2 separate regions of the Homo sapiens genome follow, and region 2 is linked to region 1. The links are chromatin loops, found by intact Hi-C in ENCODE. Cell type or tissue: IMR-90. All regions are shown on one strand. Each heading gives the region's core, and the rest is flanking DNA. Links, peaks and the distances in the headings are about the cores only. Region 1 holds the start of WNT2 (Wnt family member 2). Region 2 has its middle 54 kb from the start of WNT2.

Region 1 (5,348 bases), core at 1-5,000:
AGCTCTTTTTGGCTTTTATAAAGATCCTTTGGAAAAAATTCTTTCTATTGTTATTAAGGACACTAAATGTTTGGAAGAATCAAACAGTGCTATAACTCCATAAAGTACTTTTTGAAAAGAAACTTTAACAAAAAATTACATCATCATCTCTACCCAGATGTTCTCTATTAGTCGTGAAATGTTTAGAAAGGTACCTTTTATATAACCCAAGCTGCCATAGGTGTCTTTTGAAGCGATCAAACAAGGAGAATGTCTTTTTCTTGTATTTTCATTATTTTATATGATCATAAAATCGTTACAGCTGTGACTTCCAAAAAATATATTTAAGTGACAGCTGAGAGACAATGTGACAAAAAGCCTGAGCAATAAATAATGTTTATACACCCATGGAAACAGAAATAGTCATTTTATTGAAAAATGGTCAGTCTGATAAATCAATCTTTGATCCTGTGTCAGCAATGTCAAGGCTAAACGCCTCCCTGTTCAAAGCCGGCTTAGGAAGGAATTGAACCCCTCTTCCCATCAGCGCATTGCCTTGCTCCTTTGAAGAGCTCCAGTGTCTTCCTAAAAATTTCCCTGCTCTAGTCTGTAATTTAGCTGAGACCCCTTACCAGATTCTTTAAAAATTAGCCCACGATAACGGGTGTCTCTGAATCAATATTTTAATATCTGTTCTGAAACTTTTAGGTGCAAGGAAATTACAGGGCTATCAACTCTATCTCTTTCCAAGACCAGAAAGTCGGCAGATGGAGAACGGTTTCTAGATGGGGAGGGAATCTGCCTTTGGAACTTTTAGCGACCTGGTATGGTTCAACATTCCATCACTATGCAAAAATAAATAAATAAATTGCAGACCAACGTACAAAGGAAAGCAGCAAAGTTACTCTTCGCGGGGACGGTTGTGAACAAGGTAACATCTTAGAGACAGACCCCGGGGTCTGTAGCTTTGCATTAAAGCCATAGTCTCTAACTGGAGGCAGCAAAATGTTCTTCCGCCCCACTGGGGTGAACCTGGAATGTGGAAGGACGGGAAATAATACAAAGTCACACGCTTTAGGTTCTACAACTCCTGACTGGCTGAATTGGCCCGTCGATTTACCTTGAGGCAGTTTTGGCGGGGTGGGGGCTGGGATGGGGGAGGCGGTTGTAGTTTTCAAGGTGAATTTACACACACACACACACACACACACACACACACACACGTCTGTGCTAGAGCTGGAGACCAGGCTAGCACGTCTCTCAACAGGATAAGAAATTGGCTGATTTTGCTGTCGCTCAGCTGGATCCAAATAAACCAAACATCGGAGCTCTCATTTGAGGGGGAATGTGGTTTTATGGAGTTGTCAAAGCTGAAATGATCTTCTGGGAAAAGAGAAGGGGCTCACCATGGGGCGATAAGAGGGCAGTAGCCAGGGTTCGGGCCAGAATCCGAGACTGCTGCGGCCGCGGGGGAACGCAGCCAGGAAGGGTCTATGTGGCCAATGCGGTCCCCATTCCGATCTCCAAAATCCCCCGCGCCCGTGCGCGTGGACTTACCACCATGAAGAGTTGACCTCGGGGGTGAGCCAGGTCAAGAGCAGAGGGAGCCAGAGCCAGATTCCACCGAGAGGGGCGTTCATATTAACCCCCTTGCGTCTGCATCAGGTCAGACTCCGTGTGCGGGCGCCATGCGTGCCCAGAGCAGAAGCGCTCAGCTCCGGGAGCGCCTCGTCACGGCCGCCGGCGCCTCGCCGCGCCCCCGCCCCCCGCTCGCGTCTGCGACGAGTGGCGAGACTCGCTGATAAAGTTTCAAACGATGGGCCCAGCGAGCGATAAAGGCCAGCCCGGACCGCCTCGCCCACAGCCCAATTCCCCAGGCGCAGCGAGCGCCTGCAGCCCGAAAGCTCTGCGCGCCTCCCGCGCGCCCCGTCCGCTCTGCTCCCCTCCGGGCGCAGCCGAGGGAGGGGGTGCTGCGCCTGGCGGGGGTGGGGAGAAACGCGGGGTTTTAGACACGGGTGCATGAAATGATGGCAAGAGATGTCTGGGGATGAGGTGAGGCGGGGAAGGGGGAACATCGCTGCATGGTTACGAGCACACGCGAATACAGGAACCTTTAGGGAAGCTCCAGGCCAAAGAGCATCCGTGGGCTCTCGGAGCGTGCGTTCCGGATTGCCGAGGCCATCCGCTGGCAAACAAGTCCCTGAGCGTGCAATGTGAGGAAACGAGGAAGGGGGCCAGGGGATAAGGAGATTACTATGCATGGGATACAAGAATCCAGAGATGATTCTCAACTCATTGCTTCGCTTCTCTCCCTGAAGCTGGGATGAAGAGCTAGCACTTGTAAATTTGGAGCTGCCGCGTCTATGCAGGGCAAGGTTAGGGAGGGGCCAGGCCTCTGCGAAATGACCTGTTGGCTTTGATTCCTTGGTGCTGGGCTTAAATACAGAGCCCATAGGGAGGGGAACTTGGAGGGTCCATGACCCTCGGGACCTAACCCAGCAGTATCTGCCAAAGCACCCAGGAAAGATGCAGTTTTTACGCACACCCAGCTCCTCTCCGGAGCTGCGGAGCGCAAAAGATCACATAGAGAGGAACCGAGGCAGCCAGGCGTTCGCCGGGGGTGTGCGCCCTTGCACCTCCTGCCGCCTGGGCGCTCAGCCTGTGCGCCTTGTGGAGGTTAAGGGACCCTCGGTCCTGGACCTGGGCCCCCGCCCAGCCAAGAGAGAGGGGCTTGGGCCCGCGGGTGGAGCATTTTGAGCAGTAGCTGGCTTGTAGCCGCGCCGTTTATCACCGGAAAGGAAGGAAGACCAGGAACTCGTGGCGGCCGTGAACTGTTCCATTGCTCTTTTCCTGGGGCGGAGGGACTCACTGCCCGCCCGAGGAGCGTGCTCTGGGGAATAGAGTATGCGCCTGTGTGTATGTGTGGGAGGCGAATTGTTCGCAGGGCGTGGGGGAGGGGGTGCCGCCCAGATCGGAAGGACGGGCTCTCCCTCTCTCCAGCCCACCCTCGGGCCTGGACTGGCCAGAGCGTCAGCCCTCGCCGGCAGCGAGCGCGGTGAGAGGCTGGACGAGGCGAAGCTCAGAGACGCCAAAAACCTGAAAGATGCTGTCATCGCCACCCCCTTCCCCCACGCTGGTCCCTGGCAGGTCCGGCCCCTCCCAGGCTGACCCAGATACATCCCCGTTTGGGTCCGGAAAGGGAGGGGAGGGAAACAAGCACCGCGCCACCCACGACTCGGGAAGAGCAGGGCTCCTCGCCAGGGCCGCTCCGTATCGCTGGGCCGCGACCCAGGGAAGTTCTGCTTGGTCTGCGTCGGTCGGGCGGGAGGTGCAGGGAGGGCGCGTGGGGCGGCAGGCAGCGGGGCGGGGGAGCGTTTCTGCTCGCCGTGTGTGCACGCCGGCCATGGGGAGGGTATGATAGGCACCAAAGAGCAACACGCCTCTCATGTACTTACATGCTTATGCTCACAAACCTCCTTCCCCCGTGAAGCAGGGGAATAAACGAAAGCTTACCTCCACCCTTCTTTGTCCCGCATTTTCTTGAAGTAAATCCAGACACTTAGGAAAGAAAAGGTGGTTGGCTCCGAGGAACCAGAAACATTGCCAAAATTTCACTTCTACCGTGAATAAAGTAGGAGTGTGGATGTGTATGTTGGGAAAGGTAGACAGTTGTATGATTCTCTCATGGAGATTATGATTTGAAACCACCTAAAAAACTCCAACTCAAGTTCCACCCATCTCAGCACATCGTGTCCTCACAGCTAAGGGGTGTTAGAAGTACATGGAATGTGACCATCAGCTTACAGGCCCTTGCTCTCCGCCCAGGGAATTAGTGAGTGGCCAGGAGACCTGCCCTTCAGTTGATGGTGAGGCCAATGGAATGACCTAAACCTGAAACAGACCTCCTGGAAAAGAAATGGACCATCCCCAAAAGCTAATTAAATCCACGCCAGAGGACTTCATCCTGGGGCAGGAGGAGGAGGAGTGCCACATGTCTCACAGAGAAGAAATTGGTTTTGGTGAAAGGCAAAAGGCTGAAAATGTTCGAGTGAAGCTAAATCCAGATGTGAAAAAGGGGTCCACCCAAACACCCCTTCCTGACCTGTCTAGAGGCCGTCTGGACTCAATGACTTGTCTCTTCCAGATCTGTGATTCCATTTCCCTCCCATTCTCCACCCCTTTCACTTATGAACCATTACTTAGCCCCAGTATAACTTATTTTCCTGCCAAGAAGGCCTTTACTCCCTCCTTGTCTGTACCTATTCTCTCGATGGACCCCTTCGCTTTGAAGATAAGATGTTCGCTAGTAGACATGGTTAGGAAATGCTCAAGAAAATTAGGAGGAAAGAAGGTTACAGCAAACCTTACTTCTTTTACAATCAAAACCACCATCCTAAAGAAGAGTTAATAAATAATGAAGTAAATTGCATATGACTTCAGCCTAGCTATAGCAGATGATGAGGTAAGGAAAGAAAGGGTCAGAGTGTCTTTAGATTTATTAATTTAAACATCTGATTTTTGATTTCTTCAATGAGAAATCTCAGAATTGACTGTAAAATTCATTTACAGTATACAGAACCCAATTCTCTTTCTGGAGCTTAATGTTAGTTTGCTTTTAACTTCAGTATAGCACTGTAGCCAAATGAGTCAGTCTATTTTCTTAGTTAGATCCATTGTTTGTCTAATCTCCCAGGGCAGTGTAAGAGAACTCATTTACAACTGAGCCATCTCCACCCTTTAAAAATGGAGAGTTACTTCTCAACCAAATAGTCATTTGTCTTCCAGTCTGAACTGACTTCTTCCTCAGGCAATGACTCCTAAGATAGCCACTCACTAACCAAAGGATAAGTTATAGTATCAATCGTTTAAATCTCAGTGTGCCTTTAAATTAATGTGCACCGAAGTTTTTTGCTTCCAGCCATGAGAGAGTAGCAAGTACCTGAGTAGCTCTCCTTTTCAGGTATTGGACAGTAGGCCCCACACGGCTGTGATCCTTGAGAGAAGGAAAACACATTAGTTTTGCTCCACAACTATCTTACAATTGTCCAGGTTTTTCTGCTGAAGAGAAAAACATTTTTCTAGAATGTAGGAAGGTAGAATACAGGCAAGGCAGTAGTTTCAGTTAAGGAGGGAGAGACTGGAGTTTTGGGCTGTTGAAGCAGCTGAAATTTCTGAAGATAAGTAGCTGTGGAACAGGGACTCCCCCGCAAGTCTACATGGAGATTCACCACCAGTCTGGGCCAACAGCTAAGCTGAATATAGACATGACAAAACTCTGCAGGGCCTAACAGAGATTACCTGCTGCATGTAGTGCATTATTGAGAGACATTGGAGTTCCATCACAGCAGGGCAGAGAGACCTCACTGAGC
Region 2 (5,379 bases), core at 53-5,052, 55 kb before region 1:
TGGCATATACAAATTATGTAAATTCTAACATCAGAATAAGGTGAGAAGAGCATGTCAGCTGTAAATGGTCAGAGGACACATTTTCTCTATTACAATTCTATTTTACAACAGACTAGTTCTTTGCTGATTCCCTGAGGTTGTGGTCAGGTTTTTCCTTTATTAAATACATAGCTCTTTGAAGAGTTTGACTTTAGCTTTATTTCCTACACCAACGTGGTCTTCAAAACCCAAACATCTAAACAGAAACATTAGTCAACTTCTATTGGGGTACCGAAACTTGGATTTTCAGCTTTCTCTTCATTTTGGTCTTTGGAGCTTTCCTATATTAGAGACTGAAGGTTGGGAGAGTACACTTATACATTTCAAAAGATGTTTATTTTACTTTATGCAAAATTTCTAGGCATTTGTAGCCAGGGGCTTTTTTGAGAAATATTTGGTATGCCATATTACCAGAAATATTTATGTCTCATTTATTTCATTTATCTTATGCTATGGTGTTTCCCAAACACTAGGGAAAAATGTTTGGCAGATTGTAAATTGTACCAGATATTTGTTGAATAAATAATTGTTGAATTAAGGAATAAAGCTGGATAACATCCACATATTTTAGAAGAAATTTTCAGAAGATAGATTCTTAACTCCAGGCAGCAGCAGTAAGGATGGGGATTTTAGGCACTGTTCAAGGACAATGAAAGGAAAATGATACTTGGAGATGAGTTGTTCCCTGTCATGGGTGTTAATATATTCTACCTAGGGGTCTGATTCTGCTATAGTTGCTATTAGGAAAAAGGCTTACATGTCCAAGGAATAGAAAAATTTCCTTTGGCCATCGTCTCACTCTATTTATTGCTCCAAAAGAATGAATCATTTGAATACAATAAAAGTTGATTTAAAAAAAAGAATCAAATTCTAGGAAGGATTAAACTCCCTAGATTTTATTTACTTATTTAACATACCGCCTTCTTCATGATCTCACATTCCTTAACAGCTTTCTCACAGATTAAAATGCATAACTGGGGACAGTTTTTTTCCCCATCATGAATAAACATGAGTGTAAATCTATTCCATATACTTTTAGAATAATTATAATAAAAATTCTCCATCCTCTCCTTTGACCCCTTGTTTAAGATTTCATTTATACAAAGATTCCCTCACTTGCCTTCACTCCTCAGATATTCATGTGAGGACTTGTCCTTGGTTCCCCTACTTTCTGAACAGGTTTCCCTTTTATTAATTTGGCCACCATCAGAAACAACCCCAATCACAAGTTTGGACTAAGTGACCAGTCAACTGGATATCAATTGGAGGTCAGTGCTAGGAACCTATGTTCATCCCTGCTGGACTGTTTCTAGATTAGAAGGTGTATTAGTCTGTTTTCACTCTGCTGATAAAGACATACCCGAGATTGGGTAATTCAAAAGAAAAAGAGGTTTAATGGACTTACAGTTCCACAAGGCTGGGGAGGCCTCATAAGCATGGTGGAAGGCAAAAGGCAAGTCTTACATGATGGCAGGCAAAAGAGAATGAGAACCAAGTGAAAAGGGAAACCCCTTATAAAACCATCAGATCTCATGAGACTTATTCACTACCATGAGAACAGTATGGGGGAAACCGCCCCCCATGATTCAATTATCTTCCACAGGGTACCTCCCACAACACATGGGAATTATGGGAGCTACAATTCAAGATGAGATTTGGCTGAGGACACAGCCAAATCATATCAGAAGGGGAGAGATTACCTTTTGTTTCTAGAAGCATTATCCAATAATCTAGTATTGTACAAATCTTCCCAGTTTCCTTTATGAAGAGAAAGAACACCCATACTTCATGTTACAGGAAGCAAAAATCTTATCGTTAATAGATGCCAATATCATATTTACATGTAGTTTTTGCCTTTAAAATATTTTAAAATACATCGTTACATTTGAAAGCAAGTCTGAAAAATATTTCTTAGACATTGTTGCTAAGAAAATTCTTCCTTCTTCAATGAGAGGGCAAGATTACTATGAAAAATATTTTTTAAATTATTGACATGTTAATTCAATCTGATTAATCAAGCATTAGGCAGAGGCTTGGAGAAAACTCTTAAATTATGATTCATACCATGTCTAAGTTGATACATAGTATTTTAGAACCATCATCAACTAGGGACTGACTCTCTACATGACAGAGAAAGCAGGTTTCTCATGACCAGAAATCTCAGATTTTCTGCAAGAATCTAAAAACTATTTTATTTTATTTTTTAAGACTGAGTTTCACTCTTGTCGCCTAGGCTAGAGTAGAATGGTGCCATCTTGGCTCACTGCAACTTCTGCCTCCCGGTTTCAAGCGATTCTCTTGCCTCAGCCTCTCGAGTAGCTGGGATTGCAGGCACCTGCTACCATGCCCAGCTAATTTTTGTATTTTTAGTAGAGACAGTGTTTCACCATGTTGCCCAGGCTGGTCTTGAACTCCTGACCTCAGGTGATCTGCCCACCTTGGCCTCCCAAAGTGCTGGGATTACAGGCGTGAGCCACTGTGCCTGGCTTATTTTATTTTAAGGAAAAGTGCCTGTTGTGTATAATTCAAAGTTACTTTCCGTTAGAGTTATGTTCAGTATGTACCTACATATGATTTGCTATCTAAATTTCATATAAATTAAATAAAAATCATGGAAATATTTTGGCCATCCATGTATCCTCTTTTTTGCTTAGAGAATATGATCATTGAACTGGTCATTTTCAATAGCCAGTTGGACGAATGAATACTCATTGAGTTCTAATCACAGGGAGCTCTGGTATACTAGAAAGGACACTGGAGTGAGAGTTAGAAGACAAATACTTGAGTTCAGGCTGTGCCTCTTATATGCTTATAAGTCTTTTATTACCTGGAGCAAATTACCATATCTGAAACTTGGCTCATCTCAATATCCGTATCTAAGGGTGGTTCTAAGCACCAAATCCAATCCAAGTACTTTACAAAGTGCTTGTCAAGTAAAAGGAAAAGTGTTCGGTGTTAGTCCTTCCAGAAGGTTCTGAGCAAGTGTATGTTTGTCTTAGTCACCATTACATTTCCAGTACGTAGCACAGTGGTTGACTCATAGGAGATGCTCAATACAGCCTTACTGAATGAATAATAACTGTTCTTCCCTGAAGATGATTCAGAGTGTCTTGCTCATATCACAGTTCGAATCATGAAGTTTCTTTTGTTTTCCCATGAATAACATCTGGAGGTTGGAATAAATAATCTGCAAAGTTCCTTCCAAATGTGACATTCTGTGATGCCAGGAATTTTCACTCTCGGGATCCTGAAGTGTCATGTAAACTCACTGCTGTGTTGAAGTCCCATATCTGTATGACAGAACAATAATAATTTTCAGAAACTGTTTAATTATCTGTCTACAATATATAGATCAGGGGAATCATCTTGACTTGCTCATTCCGTTGGTTCAGAAAAATTAAAAGAAATTTGCCAATGAATGGCTAATAGCCAAAGGAAATATTCAAATTCATTTGTCTGTATAGACAGTCTGCTGAGTAATTCTTACTCCAGTTACTAAATCCTGTAGAAGAGGAAAATTTCTCATCTGTGAATCATGATTCTAATAAAATCTCCAAGGGCTGGTGTAAATACTTTTAAAAACACAAGTGCTTATTATTTCATGAGAGTTGCTGAGAAGATAAGGCATTGTTTATAGTTACAGCAATATATAGGAAAATTAAACCCGTACTCCCTTCTCCTTCTAGTTGTACTCTTAGGCTGGGAATATTTGTCTTGATTAAGCACGATTCCAAAATGACAATTCAGGGTTCGAGGCCTTTCATGAAGCCTTCATTACTATTGGAGAATAATGATCCTGGGGCAGATGCCAAAGATTATATGGGTGGGTAGACTTTTGGAGACACCGAGTCAGATTTTGTTTTCTGTTTTTCCTGCTATTTCTTCGGCTGGTGGGCGACCTCCACCTGTAACCTGAAGCACCTAAACATTTACAGATGGGTTTGTGACGCTCCCCAGCCTCTGCTTAAGTCACCAGTGTGAGCAGTCCAGCTGAGTGAATCCTGGTTGCATCTTCGTCATTTAATTATTTGAACTGGGTTTACGGGCAGTAATGTGACTCCTCTCGTCTGTGGAACTTAGGAAGGCCTACGATGCTATTAAAAGAGGACTGGGTGAACTGCCTGGGGAAATCCAGGGCCTATGATTCAATTACAGGGGCTTTCACGGGGTCAGTCACTACCCAGAAATTACAAAATCAAGTTAAGGGTCCAAAAATAGCCTACATGTTAAATTGATCATGTTGATCAGATTTTAATCATGCTCTTATCTAGAACTAGATAATACCATGAAGGAACAGATCACGAACTATTTGTTCATCCAAGCGGTTCTTGTCTGATCGTTACTTCGTTGGGCAGCATAAAATATAAATTCAGTTTCGCCCATGAATTGTCATGGCAAAGACAGGCTTTCTGATTACTTCTGTCAGTTGTCAACTGCCCCAGATTCTCCAGCCAGCTGGGGTTACCCTTCTTTTTTTCTTTGAGACAGACTCTCCCCCAGTTGCCCAAGCTGGAGTGCAGTGGTCAATCTCGGCTCACTGCAACCTCTGCCTCCCAGGTTCAAGTGATTCTTCTGTCTCAGCCTCCCGAATAGCTGGGATTACAGGCTTGTGCTACCACGTCCGGTTAATTTTTGTATTTTTAGTAGAGACAGGATTTCACCATGTTGGCCAGGCTGGTCTCAAACTTCTGACATCAAGTGATCTGCCTGCCTTGTCCTCTGAAAGTGCTGGGATTACAGGCGTGAGCCACTGCGCCCAGCCTAGGGTTACCCATCTTGTTGTCCACCACCCACACTGTTGGTTTTTTTTTTCTGCACTCTACTTCATTTTACCTCCAGCATGTGCTCCCCGTTTCCCACCCTTTACTGGCACACATTAGACAGTATTTCAGTTTGTTCTCTGCTAAAATATCAGCTGGACCACACCAAGGGTACACGTGGTGGGGCAACTGGCAGTGAGGAGGGGCGTTTCAATGAACAAACTGCAAATGAGACCCATCCTGACCTTAAACTTGAAATTCTCTCTCTTCACTTGAAACCCAGACTTTCTTCATTTTGCAGGGTCTCCTCCTCATTATTACTCTCCCTGCTGACTATCTTGAGCAACTCAAAAGTGTTTAATTATTCGCTGCAGATGTCTGCTGTTCTCACTCCTCCACCTTTCCAGGCATATGTATCTTGGGGATTTGGGGTTTTCTGTTTTTGTTTTTCCCACTGAGAGTATTGTGAAACTGAAGAATTCCTAAAAACTCTGCCTCCAGCTTCTAAAACCACATTATTGTTTCTCCTTGTTACCCTTCCATCCTTTGTCTGATTCCCCACAGTTAATGCCCATCCTAG

What was found. Hi-C counts contacts between places; a loop is a spot of excess contacts. Peaks named below come from ENCODE experiments on the same cell type or tissue, not always from the same donor. Only the 100,000 strongest peaks of a DNase experiment are listed, where the experiment ranks them.
Region 2: it touches region 1 in a loop (2.2-fold over the local background); 2 of 110 quality-filtered maps call a loop at or near these places.

Annotation. Positions count from the first base shown.
Region 1 is chr7:117,321,371-117,326,718 of GRCh38, forward strand. WNT2 (Wnt family member 2) reads right to left here and starts at 1,688. Exons shown (of 5, transcript NM_003391.3): 1 at 1,537-1,688. The coding sequence starts at 1,619. LOC105375467 (a long non-coding RNA gene) reads left to right here. Exons shown (of 2, transcript XR_007060645.1): 2 at 688-862. RefSeq lists an enhancer at 982-1,556 and a silencer at 2,959-3,416. In IMR-90, for the core only: no CTCF peak of the experiment used is centred there; a DNase peak (open chromatin) is centred at 3,011; H3K4me3 peaks cover 1,817 bases; H3K27ac peaks cover 1,036 bases; H3K27me3 peaks cover 2,163 bases.
Region 2 is chr7:117,266,509-117,271,887 of GRCh38, forward strand. No RefSeq gene overlaps it. Among named protein-coding and RNA genes, the nearest start is that of WNT2, 54 kb to the right of the region's middle. In IMR-90, for the core only: no CTCF peak of the experiment used is centred there; DNase peaks (open chromatin) are centred at 3,073, 3,573 and 4,063; H3K4me3 peaks cover 179 bases; H3K27ac peaks cover 3,366 bases.